Linked DNA regions of Homo sapiens: region 1 is linked to region 2. Evidence: chromatin loops called from intact Hi-C (ENCODE). Cell type or tissue: mammary epithelial cell. All regions are shown on one strand. Each heading gives the region's core, and the rest is flanking DNA. Links, peaks and the distances in the headings are about the cores only.

The links. Hi-C counts contacts between places; a loop is a spot of excess contacts. Peaks named below come from ENCODE experiments on the same cell type or tissue, not always from the same donor. Only the 100,000 strongest peaks of a DNase experiment are listed, where the experiment ranks them.
Region 1: it touches region 2 in a loop (3-fold over the local background); 13 of 110 quality-filtered maps call a loop at or near these places.

Annotation. Positions count from the first base shown.
Region 1 is chr6:43,967,645-43,979,335 of GRCh38, reverse strand. No RefSeq gene overlaps it. Among named protein-coding and RNA genes, the nearest start is that of LINC03040, 27 kb to the left of the region's middle. RefSeq lists an enhancer at 1,540-1,799. In mammary epithelial cell, for the core only: a CTCF peak has its summit at 6,674 (motif pointing left); no DNase peak of the experiment used is centred there.
Region 2 is chr6:44,057,489-44,069,179 of GRCh38, reverse strand. All of the region lies in intron 1 of SCIRT (stem cell inhibitory RNA transcript), which reads left to right. Among named protein-coding and RNA genes, the nearest start is that of SCIRT, 11 kb to the left of the region's middle. RefSeq lists silencers at 6,244-6,313, 10,067-10,136 and enhancers at 5,497-6,459, 10,437-10,616. In mammary epithelial cell, for the core only: a CTCF peak has its summit at 6,201 (motif pointing right); DNase peaks (open chromatin) are centred at 4,549, 6,209, 6,599, 7,189 and 1 weaker place; H3K27ac peaks cover 4,961 bases.

The sequences.
Region 1 (11,691 bases), core at 3,767-8,766, 89 kb after region 2:
GGAACTTGGGCTACAGAAGGAAGCTCTCTATCCTTCTATGATGAAAGCACAGGTCGCGGCTGGCTCCCTTCCTGCACAGAAACCCAAAATAGTGATGACCTGATATTTGCCTCACTGGCCTGCGCAGACTCTACCAGATGTGAGCACCTCCCCAGACCTTGACGCCTCAGGGTGTACCTCAAGGCTGGTGCTCCAAATAAGTAGCATATTTTACGCTGGTCCCTTGTGCAAGCACATCCTCTCACTCACAGGACCCACCCAGCCTTGCTCATTCCCTGATGCATAACTTCAGGAGCAGAGACTGGCCTCCTCCGATTCTTTCTGCAGGCAGTACAAGCTCAGAGACTGTTCTACTCGGGGCTCATGCAGGAGTGAGGAGCCCATGCAGACGCCCCCTGTGGACACCGCCACAGACAGGGCTTCTTAGACAGTCCTGCTTTCCTCTTCTGATGCTAGTGGGACAGCAGGGCTGCTGTGCGGGAAACTCTGCTCAGTTAGCTTACAGCCAGGACCCAGGGACACACAAGGGTGGGAAGCTAGATTGACCGGGGACTATAGCCTGAACCCACTACAGGTATAGCCATGCATCCTTCTGACCTTTGGGGTATGAGGAAACGCTGGTTCCCCCGTCCTTCATGACTTTCAGGCTGGCACTGAGTCATCAGCACCTCCTCCTTCTCCAGAAGCATCAATTTCTGGCAAGCCCAGCTTCTGGCTGGAGCCTAAGAGGAACCTTGGCCTTCAGCCTCATCATCTCCATTCTGAGTTCTTCCTACTCTTCTGTGTAACTTGCTCTACACACTCCCCACACTGACTGCCCCAATCCCTGTGCTTCTCTCAAGGTGTGCTGAGTGAATGAGAAGGAAGGAAAGAGAAGATAAGGATGGAGGGAAGGCCTGCCTGGGAGGTACGCGTGTGGGGCAGATATGGGCTAAAACCTTCGTAGAGCCACAGAAACCCAGGTGGGAGGACCTCAGAGATGAACAGGCTGAGCCCTCCCTGCTGCTGTGAGGCTCACTCATGCCCTTCCCAAGGCATCCATTTGCAGAGGCCTGGAGCAAGGGAAGCCCCTGGAATCCACCCTGGGTCTGTCTCCCTGTGAGACCTTTCCAGTTGTACCTCTGGAACTAATAGCTGACCCCCAAGGGTTTGAAGAAAGTGTCTATGGTGTGATGCTTTATTTTACATGTCCATTTGACTGGACTAAGAAGTACCTAGAAATCTGGTGAGGCATTATTCTTGGGTGTGTCTATGAGGGCGTTTCCAGAGGAGATTAACATGTGAGTCTGAGTGGACTAGGTGGGGAAGATCAGCCCTCAATGTGGGCCCTCCCATTCAACCCTGGGCAGGGTTCTCCCTGGCCACCCTCTTAGCCCCTTCCACCTTCTCACACCTTCTAACCAGATGTCACTTTCTCCACCCTCTTGTACTTTCTAACCAGATCTAACCAGATATCAACCTCTTATCTCACTAAGTGTGCATCCCCCCTCAGCTATGTGAGGAGACTTTGGCCCAAGAGGGATCAGGGACTCAATCAGGTCTCCCTCGAGGCCAGGCAGGGCAAGGACCAGCCTATGGCCGCGTTTCACTTCCCACTCTGCTAACTTGTCACCACACTCGCTGTCATCGCATGCTCTGCTGTGGTTTAGGCTGGGGGGCTTTCCAGAATAGCAGATTCCGAGTGCACAGTGACATGAGATATCTTTGGGACCAAAGTCCTGCCCATAACTGCGAATGAGCCATGCCTGTGGTCAGCACACTTCCTCAGAGCCAGTTCTCGATATTGAAACTTTAGTCCAGGAGGAGTTGTCTTGTGTGCTCTTGATGCTCCCCTGGTGGATGGCTGGGGTTTGTGGACCCGGATTTGGGTGTCTGGGGGAGACAACATTTGGATGGATCTGCTGAAAGCAGCAGTTTGGGGGTGAGTGCAGTTAAGGGCAGGCACCTAGCAAGAAGCTTTATTAGTCTTTTGGATCTTCTGTGGCAAAGAAACAAAATCCTTCCCCTTTAGTTTATTTAGGCAGAAATTGACTCTGAGAGGTAAATTACTGAACCAGGAGACTTACACAAGAACGTTCAGAGTAGCACTGTTCACAATAGCAAAAACCTGGAAACTGCCCAAATGCCCATGAGGAGCAGAGTGGATGGATGAGTTGTGGGGATGTGGTCACATAGTGAAACGTTACATAGCAGTCAAAATGAATGACATACTCCAACACAGAGCAATATGGATGAAGCTTGGCAACAGAAAATTGAGATGAAAAAGTCCCAATAGATTACGTACTGCATGATACCCTTTTTATAAAATTAAAAAACATTACAATTTAAAAAATAATTTTATGCCATTAAACTTCATAAAGCAAGGGAATGATGAACACAGGACTCATATGACAATTTCTGCAGATGGGGAATCGGGGGCAGGATGTGGGGCAGTGGTTAGATGTGGGTTATTGTCAAGGACTAGCTATTCTGGGTGGTGGGTTTAAGGGTGCTTATTGCATTAGTAAAACCAACTAACGAACCAACATAAATAAAAGTGGGCTGTGCATGTACCATTAATAAGACTGTCATAGACCAAGGATTCTGTAATCCTGATATCCAAACAAAGATAAAACAAAACAAAAGGCATAAACAAAAAGGCTCAAGCCCCCAAGAGGAGAAGGCATTGGGAGACAGATAAGTAGTTGAGAGCATAGCTCAGCAACCCAGGAGTTGTGTGAGTCCCAACTCTGGGTCCCTAGGAAAGGCTTCCATATTAATTTTCTATTGTTGTGTAACAAATTACCACAAGTTTGTTCTCTGCTCAGGGTCTTGCCAGGCTTAAGTCAAGGTGTTGGCTGGACTGTGATCTCATTTGAGGCTTGAGGTTCTCTCCCAAGTTCCTTGTGGGACTGAGGGCCTCAACTACTAGAGGATATTGCTGTTCTCTATCATGTGACCCTCTCCATAACATGGCAGTTAGCTTCTTCAAGGCCAATAGAAGAGCAGCTCTGCTGCTTTGAATCCCTCTGACTTTTCCACCTTGTGTCCTCCAGACTCTCATTTAAAAGGTCTGACCTGATTAGGTCAGACTGATCTGGGAAAATCTCCTTTGCGATAACTTCAGAGTCAACTGATTAGGGACCTTAATTACATCTACAAAACTCCTCCACCTTTGCTCTATAATGTGAACGAATCACGGGAATGATATCTCATCGTATTCATAGGTCCTTTTTCCACACTCAAGGGAGGGAATTTTATAGGGCATGTACACCAGGAGGCGAGAATCTTGAGGAACATTCTAGATATGTTCACTATACCTCCTTTCCAAGCCTCAGTTTTCTCCTCCATGAAGTAAGAAGTGTAATCTCTAACCTGATTGTGGGTAGATTAAATTAGATGACAAATGCAAAAGTGCTGTTATTCACTCAGAGATATTTAGTGAGGACCAACTGCATGCCAGGCAGGCCCTCTGGAAGCTCAGTAAATGCAGTGGTATGTAATACAGACATGGTCCCTGCCTCATGGGGCTGGTAGTCTAGTGGAGGAGACGAGTGTGATGTGCAGGATCTGTATGCTGAAAACTACAAAATGCTGTTGCAATAAATAATGAAGACCTAAACAAATGGAAAGGTATACCATATTTATGGACAGAAGATTCAACATAAAGATGTCAATTTCCCAAAGTGGACTATAGATTTAACACAATACCAATCAAAATCCCAGCAGGATTTTTTTGTTAGATATTAACAAGCAGATTCTAAAATATTGTGGAAGGACAGAGGAACTAGAATAGCTAAAACAATTTTGGGGAGAAAAAGAATAAAGTGTGAGGAATCATACTACCTAATCTCCTTTCTTCTTCTTCTTTTTTTTTTTTTTTGAGGGGGACAGTTGTTTTGTCTTTTGAAATGAGGTCTCTCTTATGTTTCTCAGGCTGGCCTCAAACTCCTGGGCTCAAGCAATCCTCTTGTTTCAGCCTCCTGAGTAGCTGGGATTACAGATGCACGCTACCTTGCCCAGTTTATGCTACCTAATTTTAAGACTTAGTTCAAAACTACAGTAGTCATCAAGAGAGTGTGAAATTTGCAAAAAGATGAATATACAGATCAGTAAAACAGAACAGAAGGTTCAGAAATTGATCTACACAAATATGAATAATATGTACAAAGGCAATTCAATGGAGAAAAAATAATCTTTTCAACAAATGAATTTGGAACAACTAGTCATCCATAAACAAAGAAAAACCTTTGACCTAAATACAAAGATTAACCCCAAATGAATCACAGATCAAAATGTAAAATGTAAACTATAAAATTGTTAGAAGACAACATATATGAAAATCTTTATGACCTGGGGCTGGGTGAAGAGCTCTAAAATGATACCAAGAGCATGATTCATCCATGAAGGAAATATTCATAAACCAAACTGCATCAAAATTAAAAACTTTTGCTCTGTCAAAGAAAGACACTGTCAAGAAAGTGAAGAGACAACGTACAGACTGGGAAAAAAATATTTGCAAACCACATATCTGACAAATTACTTGTATCCAGAATATACGAAGGACTCTCAAAACTCAAAAGCAAGAAAACAAGCCACCTCATTAAAAAAATGGGTAAAGGACTTGTACAGACACTTCACCAAAGAGGATATAAAAATGACAAACGAACACATGAAAAGATATTCAACATTACTAACACTCAGAGAAATGTGAATTGAATCCATGATGGGATACCTCTACATACCTGTTAGAATAGCACATTAAAAAATGTAAAACCAAGAGCTGACAAGAACACAGAGAAACTAGTACTCTCATACATTGCTGGTGGGAATGTAAAATGGTACAGATGCTTTGTAAAATGGTTCGTCACTTTCTTGTAAAGTTAAATCTTTGAGTATACACTTACCATGTGACCCAGTAATCCCCCTCCTAATGTAGTTACCCTAGAGCAATGAAAACATCTCTTCACATGAAAACCTGTACCTGAATGTTCATAGCAACTTTATTTGTAATAGCCAAAATCTGCAAACTGCTCAAATGTCCTTCAATGGGTTAATGGTTAACAATGAAATACCACTGATTAGTACAAAGGAACAATATTGATAAGTGCAACAATATTTGGATAAATGTCAAAGACTTTCATACTAAATGAGAGAAGCCAGTCAAGATGTCACACACTGTAATTTCATTTACTTGATACTCTCAAAAAGACAAAATTATGGTGATGGAAAACATATTAGTATTTGCCAGGACTATGGGTGGGGTGAGGATATAACTATAAAACAACAGCATGAGTGCGTTTTTAGGGGATGATGGAGTTTTCCCGTATCCTGATGATGGTGGAGGATACACACATCTGCACATGTTCAGATCCATAGAACCGTATACCAGAAGAAAAACAGTAAATTTTACTGTATGATAATTTAAAAAACCCAGTAGTGTGGACAGAAGTTCCGAGAGAGAGACGCTTGGCTCTTGGAGAACAGACTCATATTTCAGAGAGGTTATTCTTGTACTGTGAAAAAGTTAGCACCACGCATAGAACTTCATAAATGCTCAATAAATCAACAGTTACAATAAAGAGGTTAATAGATTCTGAACTCAGTGAGTCTAGAAAGTGATGTCGCCAAGAAACGAATCACTAGATTCTGCTGGGAAGTGGATTCCTGAAGTCAAAGCAGGGTGCCAGAAGATGCTCAAAGCTAGCTGGGAGGTAGAAATGCCCCCAGAGGGAGAGATAGCATGTGGCCCACAGGCCTAGGGAGCTAATTCCAGACCTTCTTCCATTGTCAGACCTTGCTCAGAGCTGCCCAGGAGGCTGAGTCTTCACGGGTGAAGGAGGAAGTGGTAGGCTCTGAAGGAGCTCTGTTCCCTCCTGCTCACCTCCCAGGTGGCCCATAGCCATGACCTACTTTTCCTACCTGTTGGTGCAGGTGAGTTCCCTTGCCCACAGCTATTTTTATCCAGCGGGATTCCCAGCTATTTTTACCAGCCTGGCCTTGACTGTGGGGTTGGGGTTCTTGCCCTATGGGAGACCCTGATGGACATTCCCTCCCCTCCCTCCCATCAAGAACCAATTGGTCTTCCCACAGCTGCTCCAGCCAGAGGAGATACCCTCAGAGATCTCTCCTGCTGCAAAACCTGCAAGGGCTCACCACTGTCTGCAGAATAAAGCTCCAACTCTTTTACTTGCACATTCAGAGCTCTCCCTGACTTGGAGGCCAGCTTCCCTTCAGCGTCATGTCTCTCCACAGCTGATGCTGGAGGAGCCAGCCAGCCCAGGCTCCTTGCCAGATGCCTACAAGGCCTCTCGATTTCCTGCTTGTGTGCATGCTGTCAGGAATGTCCTTTCCCTTTCCATTTCCACTGGGCAAAACTGAACCCATCCGCTGGGCCCAGCACTAATGCACCTCCCCCAAGGAACCCTCCTTCATTCCTCACCTGCTAGAGAACTATACTACCTAATTTTAAGACTTAGTATAAAACTACAGTAGTTCTGGGACCTCTCTGCTCCCTCTGCCTCAGAGGATGGCCAGCTAGGGATATGTTCTTGGCACCGGCTCTTGCCCATCTCTGGCCCTGCACCCTGCACAGGATGTATATGAGTAGAATGTTGTGGCCTCTCCTACATCTTCCAGGCTGCTTTCTTTCCCCAAGGCAGGGTGGAGTCCTCTGCCATCTTCAGGCTGCCAGACTCTCCACCTCCGTGAATCAGCAAACCTTTCCAGGGCCAGCAGTGGGCTCAGCACTTTTTTGAGTGCTTTTCGGAGCGTGTGAGGGAGGAAGTCAGAGAAGCCACACTTGGCATAAAGGAGCCAGGGCATGCAGACCTGAAGCTCCAGGGACTACTCATGTGGCAGGGTGTACCCAGGGACCCCAGAGGTGCTCTCTCACCTCCCTTCTAACCACTGCCTCATCTTCTCCCTTTTCCTGGAGAGCTGCGCCCCTTCCCCATGGCCTGCCTTCCATGCTGTCCTCACCCCACAGCCCAGCCTGGTTCCTGCCCTCTGCTGTCCCTGCTAGAACCTCCTGGGCACCAAATCTGGAGGGTCCAGTTTGAGTTTTTATTTCCTTGGCCTGCTCAGGGCCTCCCCATGCTGACTTCCCTCATTACTAGGATGCCCGTCCTCCTAGGTCTCCCCATGTTGACCTCCCTCATTTCCAGGATGCCTGTCCTCCTGGGTCTCTGTTTTTGTTTTCTTGAAGGGCTCCCAACCCTCTGCTGGTCCCTGGGAGGTTGGGAGTCCTCAGGGTAAGATGGGGGCTGCTTCTCTTCTCCCAGAACCCACTCAAGGTCTCAACCATCAACACTGGCCCCCAAATCCATTCCTCTACCTCAGGTTTTCCTTCCTGAGCTCCAGATCCCTGAAGTTCTCATGGGCCCCTCAAAAGTAACATGATCTAAACGCAAGTCATCACTTTCTCTGGCGGTCCCTCCTCAGCTCCACCCCAGCCAACAGCACCCTGTGGATCCACTTTGCAGTTTGGGGCCTTCTCCCTCTCTCTGCTGACTTAGCTTCCTACACATAGCAGGCCAGGCCCTCTTTTTCTCAATTACTGCCACCACTTCCTGCCCAGCTCCTGTCTCCTGCCTTTCCCATTCCCATTCATTCTCATTCAGCAGCCCCAGGGAGCTTTTCAAAGTACAAACCTGGGCCGGGTGTGGTGGCTCAGGCCTGTAATCCCAACTACTCTGGAGGCTGAGGTGGGAGGACTGCTTGAGCCTAGGAGGTTGAGGCTGCAGTGAGCTATGATCACACCACTGCACTCTAACATGGGTGACAGAGTGAGACCCTGTCTCAAAAGAAAAGAAAAGAATAAGAAAGTACAAGCCTGGCATGATCCTCCTGAAAATCTGTTGTTTGCAGAAGCAAGTCCACGTGTCTTTTGGAAGCAGGCCAGGTATGCGCAGTACCGGTGAAGCCAGGCTGCTGGCTGTGTGACTTGGGCAAGTGCCTCTCCCCTCTTGAGTCTCCTTTTCCTTCTTTGTAAGGTCTGTCTACCTCCTAGGGCAGTTCTGAGAACCATATGAGATAACACACATAATGGGTCTAGAACTGTGCTGGCCTGCAGGGGTGCTAAAACAGGGGTGTTAGCGTTACTAGCTGCTTCTTCTCCCCAAGCTCCCTGTGGCTTCAACTCTTGCCTTGTTCCTATATGATAATGCAGCCAAACCTTTGTGCCTCTACCCCTCTGACCTTACTCTTCTTTCTGCAGGATATGCCCCCTACCACAGGCTTAGCTCACCTACAACTTTTCCTACTTCAAGGCTCAGAATGAGTTCCAGCCCTCCGTAGCACCACTGACTCCTTGCGGTTCTAGCATCTAGCGCCCTATTGGGCCTCAGCCCCTGGGGGGCAGAGCAGGAAGCTGTCAGTACACCCCATCAGTTGCAGAGACCTCAGGTCTCAGGACAGGGTGTGACCTAGAAGGGAGCTTCCAGCTTGAGGCCCTGGTGTGGGAGTGCTGTCCATATATGTCTCCCCAGTGGACTCAGGTCACAAAGTGTCCACCAAGGAGGGATGGGTCCCCTTCGTGGGAGAAGTGCTCTCTCCCTGGTGTCAAGAGAGGTTGCCAGCACCAATAGGCCAGGCTCTACAGGGAGCTCACTCAGACACCAAGGACCAGGCCAGGCCCCTGCATGGGGCTGTCCTGGTCTTCCAAGACAGCTTCAAGCATGTCAGGAACAAGGAGGCAGCTGTGGGTGGAACACACACCTGCTGATGGACAAGGAAGCTCTCACAGGGGAATGTGGGAGAAAGGGAGAACTTTCCTGGAAGTCTAGGCTGGAAGTAGCAGGAGGAGGGTAATGGGAGGATGAGAGGGACAAATCTGAATGATCTTCAGTGATGACCTCGTCCTGCCTGCCTGGTGTTCCCAGGGTCTCTAGAGCTGCACTGTCCCATACAGCAGCCACTAGCCCCATGTAGCTACTTAAATTAAAATGAAGTAAAAGTAAAATCCAGTTTTTTGGTCACATAAGTCATATGGCAAATGCTCATGGCTGCCACACTGCATAGCACAGATACAGAAGGACTCTTTCATCACAGAGAGTTGTAGCTTGAGTGCTAGCATTGTTCCAGAGCCTGGCTGCCCCGATTCAAACCATCACTCTGCTACTGCTAAGTTTAGGCAAATTACTGGACTGCTCTGTGCCTCAGTTTCCCCATCTCTAAATGGGGATCATGACAGTTATTGAGAAGGTTAAATGAGTTAAATATATGTAAAGTACTTAAAACAGTGTCTGGAACATGGAACAGGAATTGTGAATCTGCTGGTAGAGAAAGATACAGCTATGCTAAGGCATTAAAAAGATATTACTGACTTTTTGGAAGGGCATATAAAATTCATATATACAGGAAAAAGCCACCCACACAGCCGACCCTCAGCCGCCCATGTCACTCTGCCATTAGAAGCCTGTGCGTGCCTTGTTTGCTAAGATAGCATCATCACCTCCCTTCCGCAGAAGAGGCAAAGGACCTGCTCAAGACCAGCAAGGTTTGAGAAGGGAACCAGCTCTCTGGCTCCAGGCCCAGAGCTTACCTCCACTGCCTTAGGTGGTGCCCATGATTCCTTATTTCCTTAAACGTGCCCCACAGGCGCCCCTCCTTTGATGATGTATGTTACTGCCTTATCTCGCCCACCATTAGGAAGTCCTTTCTCATGTCTGATCTCAGTCCCACCACTTGTGGTGCAACCCCTATATCTAAGGCTGCCTGCATGGAGATAGCACAGGACCGGAGGGGGTAGCGGGTAGGGAGACGGGAAAAGGCTTCTCTGTGATCTAGTTCCAGAAACCACTCTCACTGAGGAAGTCAGTTCATCCTGATATTTAACTTTAGCCCCACCATGGGTCAAGCCTGTTCTTCCTGCCTATCCTTGGAGGACATGGGGCATTTACCCCAGGGCTTCCATATCTGCCCTGCAGAGATAGGAATCAAGCCCTTGTACTTCCTGACTTGACTCTTGGCAGGGGGACTCCAGGGTTATATATAAGGTAGACTCAGTGCTAGCCCAAGCAAAAAGGCACATCTCAACCCTGACTATCCAGGGAAGGCTAGTACTCCAGCAAATCCTGTACGGACTATGCTGCCCATTGCACAGATGGGGAAACTGAGTCCCTGGGCAAATGAGGAGCTTTCCCCCAAGCACACAGCCAGGAAGACTGTGTTCATTGCAGTCCTCTCCCCACTCTACCCAGGTCGCAGGAAAGCACTGGCAGTTTGCAGGATCCCTGAGCCTGAGCCATAGGTGCCGAAAAAGCAGCTGATTGACTGTCCTTTATAACTTCAAAGCAAGTAGCATCATCTTTGTCTCCTTAAGATCCAACATGGAGTTTAAGAGAGAAGTCAGAAAGAACCTGCTGACAGTAGGAAATGAGGGAAACTGTGGAATTCACTTTTCTGAGGGCATTTTAACTAACAGATACGCAAGCAAGTCTGCCTAGTCCAGCAGTTCAGGTTGTCTGCTGTATCAGAGGATGAAATTTCTTTAATTCAAACTGACATTTTCAAAAGGGTTGTGGGGGTGGGTGCTGTGGACTAGCCACCCTTGTACCATGCTTTGACTGGTCTGGCCTGGGAGAGAAGCGGTGGTGCCCGTCCCTACTCTTGCTCCTGGCCTTGTCTGCTCCCTGCCTTGCCCCCCTGCCCACCTTGGCTGCCTCCGGTCTCCCGTGATTGAAATCTCCCTGCTGGTCTCAGAGCTGACCTTCCCGCCTTTAATTCAATCAGGAATCACAAGCCCTTTTAATATAGGAAATAAAAGGCTGGCTGCTGAGCAGGCTGCACCTGATTGACGGGGCTGCCAGCTTGGTCAGGCTGGCCTGGGGAGGGGGCATAGACCCGTGACCTCAGCTGGCCTCTCTGGGGTAGGAATGCTCCCCCGAGCCTGGGGAACAAAGGAGGACCACCCCCCTCCTGATTCCCAGCAGAGGAGGGACCAAGGCCACATGGTAGGGGGTGGCTGCTGGCTGGCCCAGAGAAGCTGGGGAATGTCAAGCTCTCACTGCAGCCTGAGGGACTTGGGGTAGACACGAGGGAGGACTTTGCAACTGACTAATTCCTCTGTTCTTGTTATGTGATTCTGGGTTGATGCTCCAAAGTATTGCAACAACGCATTTTTATTTTCCAAAAAAGTAGAAGGGGTGCCAGAGGAATCAATGCTAGCTTTTCTGGACTTTGGTTTCTCATCCATATATAAAGGTGGGCAGGGACCCAGCCACCGGGCTGTTGTGAGCATTAAATGAGTTAATGAAAGCTCACTGGCACATAATAATCGCTCATTAAATTATAGCTAATAACATTCTTAATAATTTATTCTTCTAGAGGCATACAGAGGTCTCCACTTCTACTTGGAAGTGGAGGAGACTTGGGGGAGAGAGTCCAGGGTCCTGGGCCCTGTTGCTTGCTTTCTCTCCTTGGAGACAGCCCAGGACAGGTCCCGTCAGCACCTAGGTTCCTTCCCCGGGGGAGGCAGGCTGGGGCAGTGGAAAGCTGCCTGCTCAAGGAGTAGAATTCTGGTTCAGCATATTTTGGCCTCACTTCTCTGAGCCTTAGTTTCTTCCTTTGGAAAATGGGCTAGTAGCACCTACCTGGTAGGATTGCTTTGATGCTCTTTAAAGTGCCCAGGCCAGAGCCTACCAAGTATTAATAGGAGGTGCTCAGATTGTGGTACCTCTCTCTCCTGAGCCCCCAATCAAGTGCTCAGCC
Region 2 (11,691 bases), core at 4,287-9,286:
GGTGTTGATGGTTGCACAACAATGTGAACATATGTAATGTGAACGTATGTAATGTGAATGTATTTAATGCCACTGAAATGTACACTTAAATGTGGTTAAAATGGTAAATGTTCTGCGTATTTTATCACAAATTTTTTAAAGTTTAAAAAGCTACCTTTAGGTGTGTAAAGCAGGGTTAGTGATTGCCTCTGGCAGGTTCTGTGAGAGCCTCCATCTAGGTTACAGAGTATGTATTTGAGGGTTGGGCTTCTTGAGAACTCTCTCCTGCCGAGCCCAGTTGGAGCAAGTCTTGGCTTCCAGTAAGAGTGAGGCCGCGTGTTTGCCCACACAGTGGGAAGCCAACCTAAGAACTTGCTGCCTTGAGGGATGGGATAGGCTGACAATAGGGACAGATAGGAGAGTGGTTTGGTGACTTGCTGGAAGACAGAGGCATGCTAGGTTACTGGGGAAGCTGGATCCTTGCCCCTTCCCTGCTGCCTCTGCTGAGACCCTTCCCTGGCCTGGGGAGGGGCTTGCTCTCCTAGAGGGTCAAAGCTCTGCAGGAAGTGTGGTGAGCCAGTGGCCCTGGGGAGATGGCTCCTATGGGGACAGGAGGGAGAGAGGGCAGGATGAGTAGAGATTGTGGGGCAGGGCATGGGTTTCTTGGGAACAAGACTGTGCTCAGACATCTGGCTGGAGCAAAGACTGTACTTGAAAAAGGGATCAGGCCAGGGTGGGGTGAGGGGGAGGGGGCACTGGATGTGGGAGAACCTGCCCAAGCTGGGCCTAGCTCAGCCAACTGACTGTGACCCAGAAGCGGGGGACAGCAGGTGGGCTTCCACCTGTCCTTCTGCCAGCTGGGGGAGCGGGCTCCTGCACCAGGCCCTGGGGACTTCTCCAGGTGGCCCATTCTGGCCTGGATGCACAGCTGCCCATGCCACCCTAGACCCTCCCTCCCCAGGCACCGAAAGTCTGGGTTCCAGGAACTAACTAGGGAGACCTGTGGTCAAGGAAGGGTCCAGAGGTGAGGAGGCCCTGCAGCTAAACTGGCTAGGCTGATGGGGACACAGAACCCCACCCCAGGACCAGCACAGGTCAGTACATAGCAAGCCCTCATTCAATCCTACCCAGCAAACCCCTTTCAGGAAGCTGGGGACCAGTCCCTGAGCTCAGGGAGCTCACAGTCTGGCCGAGAGAGGAGCTACCCTGACTCAGGCAGAGTGGGTATTGACCACAAGCCTGGCTGCATCACCTCCAAGACATGATCTGTCCTGACTCTGTGACAGCCTCAGACTTCAGTCTGCCCATCTGTGTAATGGGGTTGATATCTTAGGGTGCCCTCAGCCATGGCAATGCCCAATTGTCAGTGTTAGGTGGGAGGCACCGACTCTGATCCTGCCAGCCTGGAGATGGGGTTGCCAACGGAAAAAGGAGAGCACAGAAGTCCAGCCCCAATCTCCACATGGCTCTGTGTTTTATTTCCCTGAAAAAGGCACAGGAGGTCAAGAGGAGGCAGGGAGGAGTAGGGGATAGAGGGCTGGGAAAGCCCAGCTCCTCGTATTGAAAGGTGACTAGGGAGTGGGGAGGGATTCCCAGGCCTGTCCAGCTGTTTCCTGCTTCCTTCACTACCAAATGTATACACTGTAAGGTCGGGCTGCCCCCTCACAGGGACCCACTGGGGTAGGAGGCCTCTCCCTCTGCTAATCCAGGTGGCTACAGCATAGGATAAGGGAAAGCTAATGGTGTTGGGACCCACTTCCTGTGCTGATTTGGACTCATGGAAGCAGGAACCTGCCAAGCTTGGCTTCCTCAGGCCACTGGTATAGCTGCCCAGGCTTGTCTGCCCACTCCCCATGCTCAAATGGTCCTGAAGAGCCCCTAGCTGAGGGCAGTGGGCATGAGATCATGCTACAAAATGCCTGTGCTCTCAGCTATACACCCCCCACCAGGTCCAGGCAGGCCCTGCCCACACATCCTGTGGGTCTCGCCTGCCCAGCTACCCATGGTGATTTAACGTGAGAGACTGGGGCTAGACTGTGGGAGAGACCACCCAGAGGGGTGAGTGGGTGAACTGGGAACAGGCTGCTCACTGAGGAAGCCCCTGCCAGTAAGCATGATTGTCCTTCCTCAGGAGGGTGGCCTGGTGGGAAGTAGATGCCCCACCCCACCCAGTCTGAAAACCCCCAGATGATGTTGGGGATGGTGGATGAGTTGCCTGTTTTAGATGCTAAAGGAGATCTAGTTCTGACCTAGTTTGATGGGATTGACACAGTGCCTGTCTTCATGGAATTCAGTCTGAGGGAGACACAGCCCTGTCCACAGGGAACCCCAGTCCGAGGAGAGACGCAGTCCCATCCTCAGGGAGCCCCAGTCTGAGGGAGACACAGCCCTGTACTCAGGGAGCCCCAGTCTGAGGCGGGAGACAGCCCTGACTCAGGGAGCCCCAGTCTGAGGGGAGACACAATCCGGTCCTCAGGGTGCCCCAGTCTGAGGGAAGACGCAGCTCTGACTCAGGGAGCCCCAGTCTGAGGGGGGAGACAGCCCTGACTCAGGGAGCCCCAGTCTGAGGGGGGAGACAGCCCTGACTCAGGGAGCCCCAGTCTGAGGGGAGACACAGTCCCATCCTCAGGGTGCCCCAGTCTGAGGAAGACACAGCCCCATCCTCAGGGAGCCCCAGTCTGAGGGAGACACAGCCCTGTACTCAGGGATCCCCAGTCTGAGGGGGGAGACAGCCCTGACTCAGGGACCCCCAGTCTGAGGGGAGACACAGCCGTGACTCAGGGACCCCCAGTCTGAGGGGAGATGCAGCTCTGACTCAGGGAGCCCCAGTCTGAGGGGAGACACAGCCGTGACTCAGGGACCCCCAGTCTGAGGCGGGAAACAGCCCTGACTCAGGGAGCCCCAGTCTGAGGGGAGACACAATCCAGTCCTCAGGGTGCCCCAGTCTGAGGGGAGACGCAGCTCTGACTCAGGGACCCCCAGTCTGAGGGAGACGCAGCCCTGACTCAAGGAGCCCCAGTCTGAGGGGAGACACAGCCCCGTCCTCAGGGTGCCCCAGTCTAAGGGGAGACACAACCCAGTCCTCAGGGTGCCCCAGTCTAAGGGGAGACACAACCCAGTCCTCAGGGTGCCCCAGTCTGAGGGGAGACACAGCCCTGCCCTCGGGGAACTCCCACTTGAGGGGAAATGCCCTGTGCTCCCTGCTTCCTCCCTTGCATGTTATTTTCCCACCCAGCCCCATCCTCTGCTCTCCTGAAGGTTTCCTGCCCTAGGAAGGAATTGAGTGGGTGAACTGGAGCTCCCGACTTGTTGTGGGCCTCCTCCCCGCTGACTCCCAGTCTGCTCACTGTCCCTTCATGGAGACTGTGAACCGAGTATGAGGGTTCCAGGTGGGGAGACCGAGTCATAGTGACTCGGGGTGGACTGGTCACTCCCCTCCCATCACCCAGAGTGGGTGTGTGAAAGGCAACATGAGGGCCACGGGGAGGAAAAGAAGAGGCTCCTTTGAGCTCCAAGCCCCAGCCACCCTCTCCCATGTGCTGGAGCCGCGCATACGTGTGGGAGATACCATGTACCGCGTCTCAGCGGACATGTGAGGCTGGGGTGTATCAGGGATCAGGAGTTGGAGATGAGGAAGGCAGATGCAGCTCAGCTGTTCAGGACAGTGAGCCCAGCCACCCTAGATGTGGTAGCACTTCTGTCTCCCCCACCCTCTGTCTTCTAGGCTCCCAGAAGCCCCTCTGTGGAAGCCCCCTTAGCCTGGGCTCGAACAAGGATTCTCCTTCCTTACTTTGAGGAGTTCTCAGGTGGGCATGGTGGGGAGTGGTGCCTGAGAGGGCTAGAGCAGGGCCTGCATGCATTCCCATGTGCACACACATGCATGCTTAACCTGAGTGCCCGTGGGGGCAGACAGGGCTCCCTGAGGACAGAGGGCAGGAGCTAAGTCTCCCCCTTCATTTTAGTGGCCGCCTGATGTGGGGACTATGTCTCCCCCATCTTACAGGAGCTCCTTAAGAGCAGAGCTGTGTCTCTCCCATCAGATTGGAGGGTCTGAAGGAAGCCAGGAAGGGTGTCAACACACAAATGCACAGCGCTCACTCAGGCACCTGCTCCCTCAGACATAGACACCTCAAGCTGGGGTTCCCTGCGAACAGAGGCTGAGTCCCCAGTCACAGTTGTAATTCCCTTAAGGCAGAAAGTGATAAAACTTCCCTGTCAGATTGGGAGTTCCCTGAAGGCAGAGCTCCTTTCTCTCCTGAGACAAAAGAATGTCTCCCCTGTCAGACTGGGAGCTCACTGAAGGCAGCAGCTGTGTCTGCTACCCCATCAGCTCAGGGTCCCTCTGAGGGCAGGGGCTGAGCCTTGCCTCTCAGGCTACTTCCTCTAGAGTCCCTGCAGCTCCCTTTCTTGTCCTGTTTGGCCACCTCCCTCCTGTGATCTCCTGTGATCCGCCTGTGGTCACTTCATTGTCAGTGGCTGGGAAGGCAGCAGATTAGACACAGCCAGTGACTCAGCCCCCATGGCCTTTCTTCCCCTGCCTGTGCAGCCTCATCATGGTGGGGAAACCCCTCTGCTTCCTGCCTTCTCTGACGTCTATGTCCATTTCGCCTGTCCTCCCAGCCAGATCCCTTCCCTGCCCACACACGCTGTAGTCCTAATCTGCTAGCAGAAATCACGAGGAAGTTTTCTGGGAGGGGTGTGTCCCAGATGTGGCTTCACTGTGTCTTTACCAGCCGGGATGTAGATGTCCATTTGACATATGAGGAAACAGCCCCCGTGACGTGAAAGGACCTGTACAGAGCCACACAGCTCTGGTAGCCAACTGAGACTGGGCCCAGGGTCCAAGCTCCTTGAATAAGGCCTGACTGTACATGTGTGCACATACCAGGGAGGCAGGGGCTCATCCGGCCCCATCCTCCCCTGGCCCCACAGCGGGCACTCACGGTCTTCCTCGGGGGGAAGACAGGGAGAACCCAGTGCCTGTGGAAGGTTAAACAGTGCGTGGGCTGAGCAAGCGTGCCGGGGCTACCTGGCCGGGCATGCTAGGGGCTTGCAGCAGACCTCAAGTGCCAGGGAATGGAGCCGCTCTGTAGGTTTGGACAGAGGAAGTGGAGGCTGGGATGGTGGGCTTCAGGCGGCGAGGCAGAAGACATTCTAATTATTCAGTCAAAGGAGGCTTTGAGCTCTGCTGGGTGAAGGGGAGGAGGATTTGTGCAGCAGCTTCCACCAGTGAGGCACATGTGGCTGTACCTTCCTCACTGCATCACTGCACCCATTTCACAGGTAAGGAAACATTGGCCCAGAGAGGGCCTTCACTGGCCCTAGAGCATGCATTTCCAGGCCTGAGCCCATGTCTGTCTGACCCCAAAGCCATCATTTCTGTGGGGTAGAGGGCTGAGCACCAGCCAGTCACGACCCTGCTTTGTTGAGGAGTGGTTTAGCTGTGGAGTCGGTCTGCTCGGATTTGAATCCTGACTCTGTCCCTACCAGCTGTATGGTTGTGGGTAAGTCACTCAACCTCTCTGTGCCTGTTTCCCCAGACAGTAATAAGCATAGTATAGTACTACTTCTTGTATAAGCTTGTTAAGAGGAACAGTTGGTATTTGTGAACTGGTGACCTAGAACATTCAAATGAAGCTGTTGGCCTCTTTCTTTCTTCTCTTCCACCCAACCCCTTCATTCCAAGGGGAGAACAGTTGTTGAGAGTTGGGACTTGGCGAGATGCGGCTAAGATCTCTCTGAGAACGAGAGACTCATCAAGGGGTACTCAGGACCTGCTCAAGCCCCTCCTTGGGAATGGGATGCAGGGAAACAGGAAGCCTAACTTCCCACTGGTCCCATTCCTCCTGGGCCCACAGTCCCCTCCCCACTGTGGAGTGTGGGCATGTGGAACTCTGGCACGTACCCGGTGATAAGGGCCACCCAGCAGGCAGGACGTGGGCTACGTGAGGGACCAATGGAGGCGGCTGCTTTGGCCAGCGGCTGCCTGCCCAGCTCAAGGGGCCAAGGCCAGGAGGCTGGGCCGTGGGGTCCATTGTCTGCCTGCCGCCCCCACCCCTCTGGCGAGCACAAGCTCAGCAACAGCCGGCAGCGGGCCCTTGGCAGAAGCTCGGTCCTGTTCCCCCCACACAGGCACGCCCTGGCCTGCACGTCTTCGCCTGGGCCTCCAGCCATGATGGCGCTGCCCGCTGTGCTGATCAGTGCTGCCACTGGCCTCTAGGGGGCACTGCTTGGGCACTTAGGAAGTCCTTGCAGGGTGAGCCAGGGCCTGGAGCCCTCATCATGGGGTTGTCAGAAGCTCAGCCCATTGGGGTAGGGCAGACTGGGGAGAGGGCAGAGGCAAGATGGGTCACCTGGACAGAGGGTGGAGCAAGGTGACCCCCAGGATGTGGCCTTGGAGAGTTATAGAAATGTCCTTGTCAAACTCCAGGTCTACAACAGGTGGGCAAGGGGGTAGGAAGCTAGTGTTGACCAGCAGTGTGACTTTGGGCCTCCTCCCTCAGGTCTCAGTTTCCTTATCTGTATAACGCAGGGACTGGAGAGGACCCATCTCTAGGTTTAATGTTCTGTGATTCGTGGCACATTTGCTCTTCCTGGCTGGGTTCAGCCCCAGTTGAAACCAGTGGGCAAGATGGGGCATGTCTTGATCTGTGTCTCCCTTTCCCACTTCTCCATCAAAGTGGTAGAAGGGCTGGGGTTTCTGCAGCCCAATACCCTTGGGAGTCATTGAGGTGAGGCCTGACAACTCACATGCCCCTCAGAGCCCTTAGTCCCAGGACCCCCAGGGGCAGAGCTGTGGCCTCTAATCAGCAGGTTAAAAATAACACCCATGGGCTCTTCTCCCTCCACAGGAATGGTGTTTTTGTTGGCATCTGTGGCCCCTCTGGCCCTGCCAACTTGCACAGCATGTGACATTGTCAGGGGAATGTAGGTGTGAGGAAGGAGTTAGCCGGAGGGGCTTGCACTGCCCTGCTCCAGGTGAAGGTGCAGAGCAGAGGTCAGGGACAGCTGGCAGGGCCACCTGTGGCCACAAGGCTGCCCATGAGGCTGAGGGCACATGATGGGCAAGGCAAAGTCCACTGGTAGAAATAAAATGGTGCAGACTATAGGCTGGGCTATGTCCAGGTGCTGGGCCTGGGCCCTGCAGGGCAGAGCTGTGCAACCAACTCATCCCAGTCCTCAGACCCCAGAAGCAGAATCAGTGAGTCACAGGATTGTGGAATCAAGGCATTCTAGACTTGAAAAGAACTCAAGAGATACTGTCCAATCCCTGCCCAGACAGGAGAAAAATAGCCCCACTGGAGAATATTTATGGAGCTCGTCCTGGGTGCCAGGCTCTAAGCTGGCATCCACTGAATTAATCTTCCCAGCAACCCTCTGCACCCAGTTCTGTTTTTTTTTTTTCTTCCAAACAGAGGAAGAAACAAAGGACAGAGAAGTTAGGTAACTTGTCCAAAGTGCCTTCAAACTGATCTCTGTATGATTCCTAAATCCCTATCCATAATCGTTACCTTGTCTGATTTAACACAGGTGGGAACAGAAGCCCAGAACTTGGAGGCTGTGCTGGGGTTTCAGGACAGGCCACTGAAGCTGTGTGCCCTATTCAGTTCTGGACTCAGTCCACAGCTCCTTGCACACAGAGAGCTCATGTCATGGGCAGTCAGAATTCTCCCTTAGGTCATCCGGAATCGTGTTTACTTTAATGTAAGATCATTTCTTCTCCTTCACTTCTCCAGAGAGAAATGACAGCTCCTTAGTTCTCCTCTTAAAGTCCCTGCTCATTGTTAACAGTGGTCACACTCGTAATTTTTTGAGGGTACAAATCTGCCAACACACTCATCATTTAACCCCCAACTTTCTCTGGGGAACTTCAGGAAAAGCATCCCTGGGCATTAACTCATCTAACTGCTTATCATGGCGTTGATGTCACCCCTGAGCCTGCTCTTGCCCAGGCAGAACAAGCCCGATTTTTTCCCCCTTTCCGTCGGGCCTGTGTTTGCCCTCTCCATGGCATCTGCGGCCCTGTCTGGCCTCTTGCCAGCTTCTTGTGACCAAATGTGGACCTGGCCTGGCCAAGGAGGAGAGCTTGGGGGTCAGGGCCTGACCTGACAGCTGTCCCTCCAGGGGTCCCAGGCAGTGGTACCAAAATTTAAGCCTTGGCTGCCCCCACCCTGCCAGGTCTCCCTACTACCCCCATTCCATCTTATGCCGTCAGGATCCTGATGTGTGTTTATGGTGTGGTGCTCCCAAGGCATTACCTGGTCCTTTAGGTCCCCAAAGCGCTGGAGATATTATTCTGGAGTGAGGAGTCCAGGTTTCTTTCCCTAACTCATGCCACAGACCAATCAAGTGGCAGCTTCTTGTTCCTCACACCCCAGGGCAGGATTTCAACAGCAGCAATAATAGCACTGACTGCTTACTGAGCACTTGCCTTGTGCCAGACACTGTGATGAGCACATTACAGTAGCCCTTTCGCTGAATACTCACAACAGCCAGGTGAGGTGGGGTCCACGGGTATCCTTACTTTATAGGAATCCCAGGCACAGAGAAGGGTTTTGTCTGGGCTGACAACGGATTTAATGCTACACTGATTCTCTGTTTAGTTTTGGTTTGGTTTTTGAATCACTTCACGCTGGCCCTGAGTGAGGCGATAAGGCCCATTCCCAAAGCACAGGTGGGAAAACTGAGAGTCCGACTTGGGCAGTGAGTCAGGTAGGCCATCCTGTTCTGCTATCCCCACACCCCTAGCCTGGCTCTCTGTCATCTGAAGTGTTTTCCCAGGGTATTTCCTCCTTCTAGGTATTTCTCCTCATCTCATGCATTTACCTGGGCTCTTCCCTCCTTTCCATCCATCTATCTATCCATCCATCCATCCATCCATCCATCCATCCATCCATCCATCCATCCTCCTGGAGCCAAGTCCTCCCAACAGGGTTCCTCCTGACCTCACAGGGCAAGTAGGAGGAAGTGCTCCTGGATGGGGACATCACACCCCTGGTAACTCTTCTCTTCTAGACACCTCATCCATCCTACTCTGCCCAGCCACACATGAGTCGAGATTATTTCACCAGAGGAGAAGCTTGTATCAGTTAAATTTTGGTTTACACAAGATAAATAGTGAATTTTTTGCTCATGTAAAATATTTCTGGGATGTGGTCAGAGACTCCTTCTATCTTTCTGACCTGCTAGGTGTGGTTTCCATTTCCAGGGTCACCTCATTGCCCAAGATGGCTGCTGGAGCCCCAGCCAGCAGGAAGGAAGAAGAAAGCCTGAAGAAGGACATGCCCCTTCCCTTCAAGGAAGCTTCCTAGAAGTCACACTTATATTCCATTGGCCAGAACTCAGTCATCTAGCCATACCTAGCTGCAAGGGAAGCTAGGTAGTCTAGTCTTTATTCCATGGGGGTCTGGCTAAAAGTTGGGAAATAAACGAGGAATGGATATTAGGAGACAGGATCTGCCACAAAGCCTCTTTGTTCCTTTTAGATTGCAACTGCCAGAGGGTAAGTGGGGCCTTCCCAACGCCCTGCCTCAAGCAATCCTGGTTCTCTCCCTTCTCTGAGGTCTCAGTTCTTCCCTGATACTCAGTAGTTACTGCCTGGAGCTGCTAAAGGCAGCAGCACAATGCCACATCCGGCTGCCGTTGGCTGTTGTCCACCGTCTGCAGATCCAGGCCAGTGCACTCACTTATCTCACAACAGCTCAACAGGCAGCTAGTCTTAGTCCCATTTTATAGTTGAGAAATTGAGGCCTAAAGAGGTTAAGTAACTTGCCCAAGAGCACGCAGCTGGGCTCTGAGCCCAGTTCCTGTGTGTTTCTTTCTTTCCTGTTGAGCCTTCCCTGTAGGGGTGGATGCCCTGGGCCTTCTCAGGGTCTGACAAGAGGAACTGGAATGGTCTGAGCCCTAGGAGGGGCCTGTCTGGGAGGAGAGGGCAGGCAGGGGCGTGACCTGGGTCCTCAGGTGTCTCCTCAGCACTTACTCAGTGCCATGGTCAGCGAACGCGTCTGAACAGAGTCTACTGACGGGCTTGGGGATTTCTGCTGGCGCCAGCAACTGGCCACTGCAGCCACATCCTCAGACGCCACTTTCCCCAGAATAAGTGTCCTAGACCCAGCAGTGAGGAAGGACAGGGATAGGGCAGCTTTTGTCACTTCCCTTTCTTTCCTCCAGCCCTCCCCAGGGAGGCGGGGGAGAGGGGGACTGTTTACTCTGCTTTCACCCGGGGGAGGCAGCAGCAGGGGACTCAGCACCTACCCCAGGTGGGCTGCTTGGAGGGGAAGGTGGGGAGAATGTGACCAGCGCTGAGGGGAAGAGGCCAGACGCTGGGCTTCTCTGGAAGACCAGGGCCATGTGGGCCATCCCCCTGCCTCCGGGCAGGACTGTCCGTGCTTGCTGCCGAACATGAGTGTGAGGTCATTGCTCTGGTCTCAGGGGTGGGGGGAGGTGCTCTGAGCGTAAGTACGGTCACCGCCTCTACTTGTGGTTAGTAATGTTACTGTAATATCTACTCCACGATCTCTGGCCAAGAGGAAAGGCTCAGGAGTTGTGAGTCACAGCTGGCTGTCGACAGTGGGGCAGGTCATGCGCAGCTTGAATGGGGGTGTGCTGGGGATGGCCCTGAGACCCAGACGTAACCTCTGTCCTCAGGAGTTCCTGCCAGAAACAGATGATGAACTGGAAGAACAGATGTGAGGCTGAAAGTCCCCAGTCCATGTCCTCCTCCACCAGGAAGTCTTCCTTGATGAACTGCCTTGGGATTGCTCTGGGATTGACCTTGAATTCCTAGCTGTGGCAAGATGGGCTTCTTTTTACTTTGCCATCCTGCCAAATCTGAGCACTGAGCACCTACAGGTTGTGTGCTAGGGGCAAGGGCATGAATAGGAATGTGGTGCTTTCATTCAAATCATTCATTCAGTCATCAAATATGCCAGGTGCTCAAGATACACGGGTGAAGCCATGGACTCAGCTACTCTTATAGAGCCTGGAAAAGGAGAGTCTTAAAGCAAGTAGTCACACCAAAAAGAATTACAAACTGTAATGTGTGCCAAGAGGGAAAATTACATGGGGCTCTGGGAGAATATCCTAGGGACTTAGTTTAGATGGGGGTGTGGCCTGATATTTAAGCTCAGTTCCTGTCTTGCTCTAACAAAGTCCCAGCCTAGCTGGGGACACACACGCACGCGCGCGCACACACACACGCAGAAATGTCTGGGAAAAGATGATGTTTAACTGACAGTTCACTGTATCTTCTTGGTCCGTCCTAATGTTCCTGAACTGGAAGCTCCCTGCATGCCTGGATCATGTCATGTTTGCATGATCAAGGTCCTGCCACCAGGCCTCTGGTACAGGTGGTGCCTAGGAAATATGAGTTCTTTGCATGCCATTAGGAATTATCTGTCCACCACCAAATTAACTGCTCTAAGAGTGCCAGGGTGGAGGATTGGAGCTGTGTGGTCATCCAGGAAGGCTCTGAGGATGAGGAGGGCAGTGATTTGAGTCTGGAAGGACTGAGATCAGGATGAAAGGGATGACAGAAGAGTGTTAGCCCTGTTTGGAGACAATGAGGAGACTGGGAGGTTGATGTTCTGGAAGGGAGTGGCTACGTCTCTGCCCTCAGACTGGCAGATCCCAGACAGCAGGAAGTGTCTCCTCCTTCAGACTGTGAGCTCCCTCAACTCTATGGGACCTGGCTTCTTGTAGACTGAGGCATTA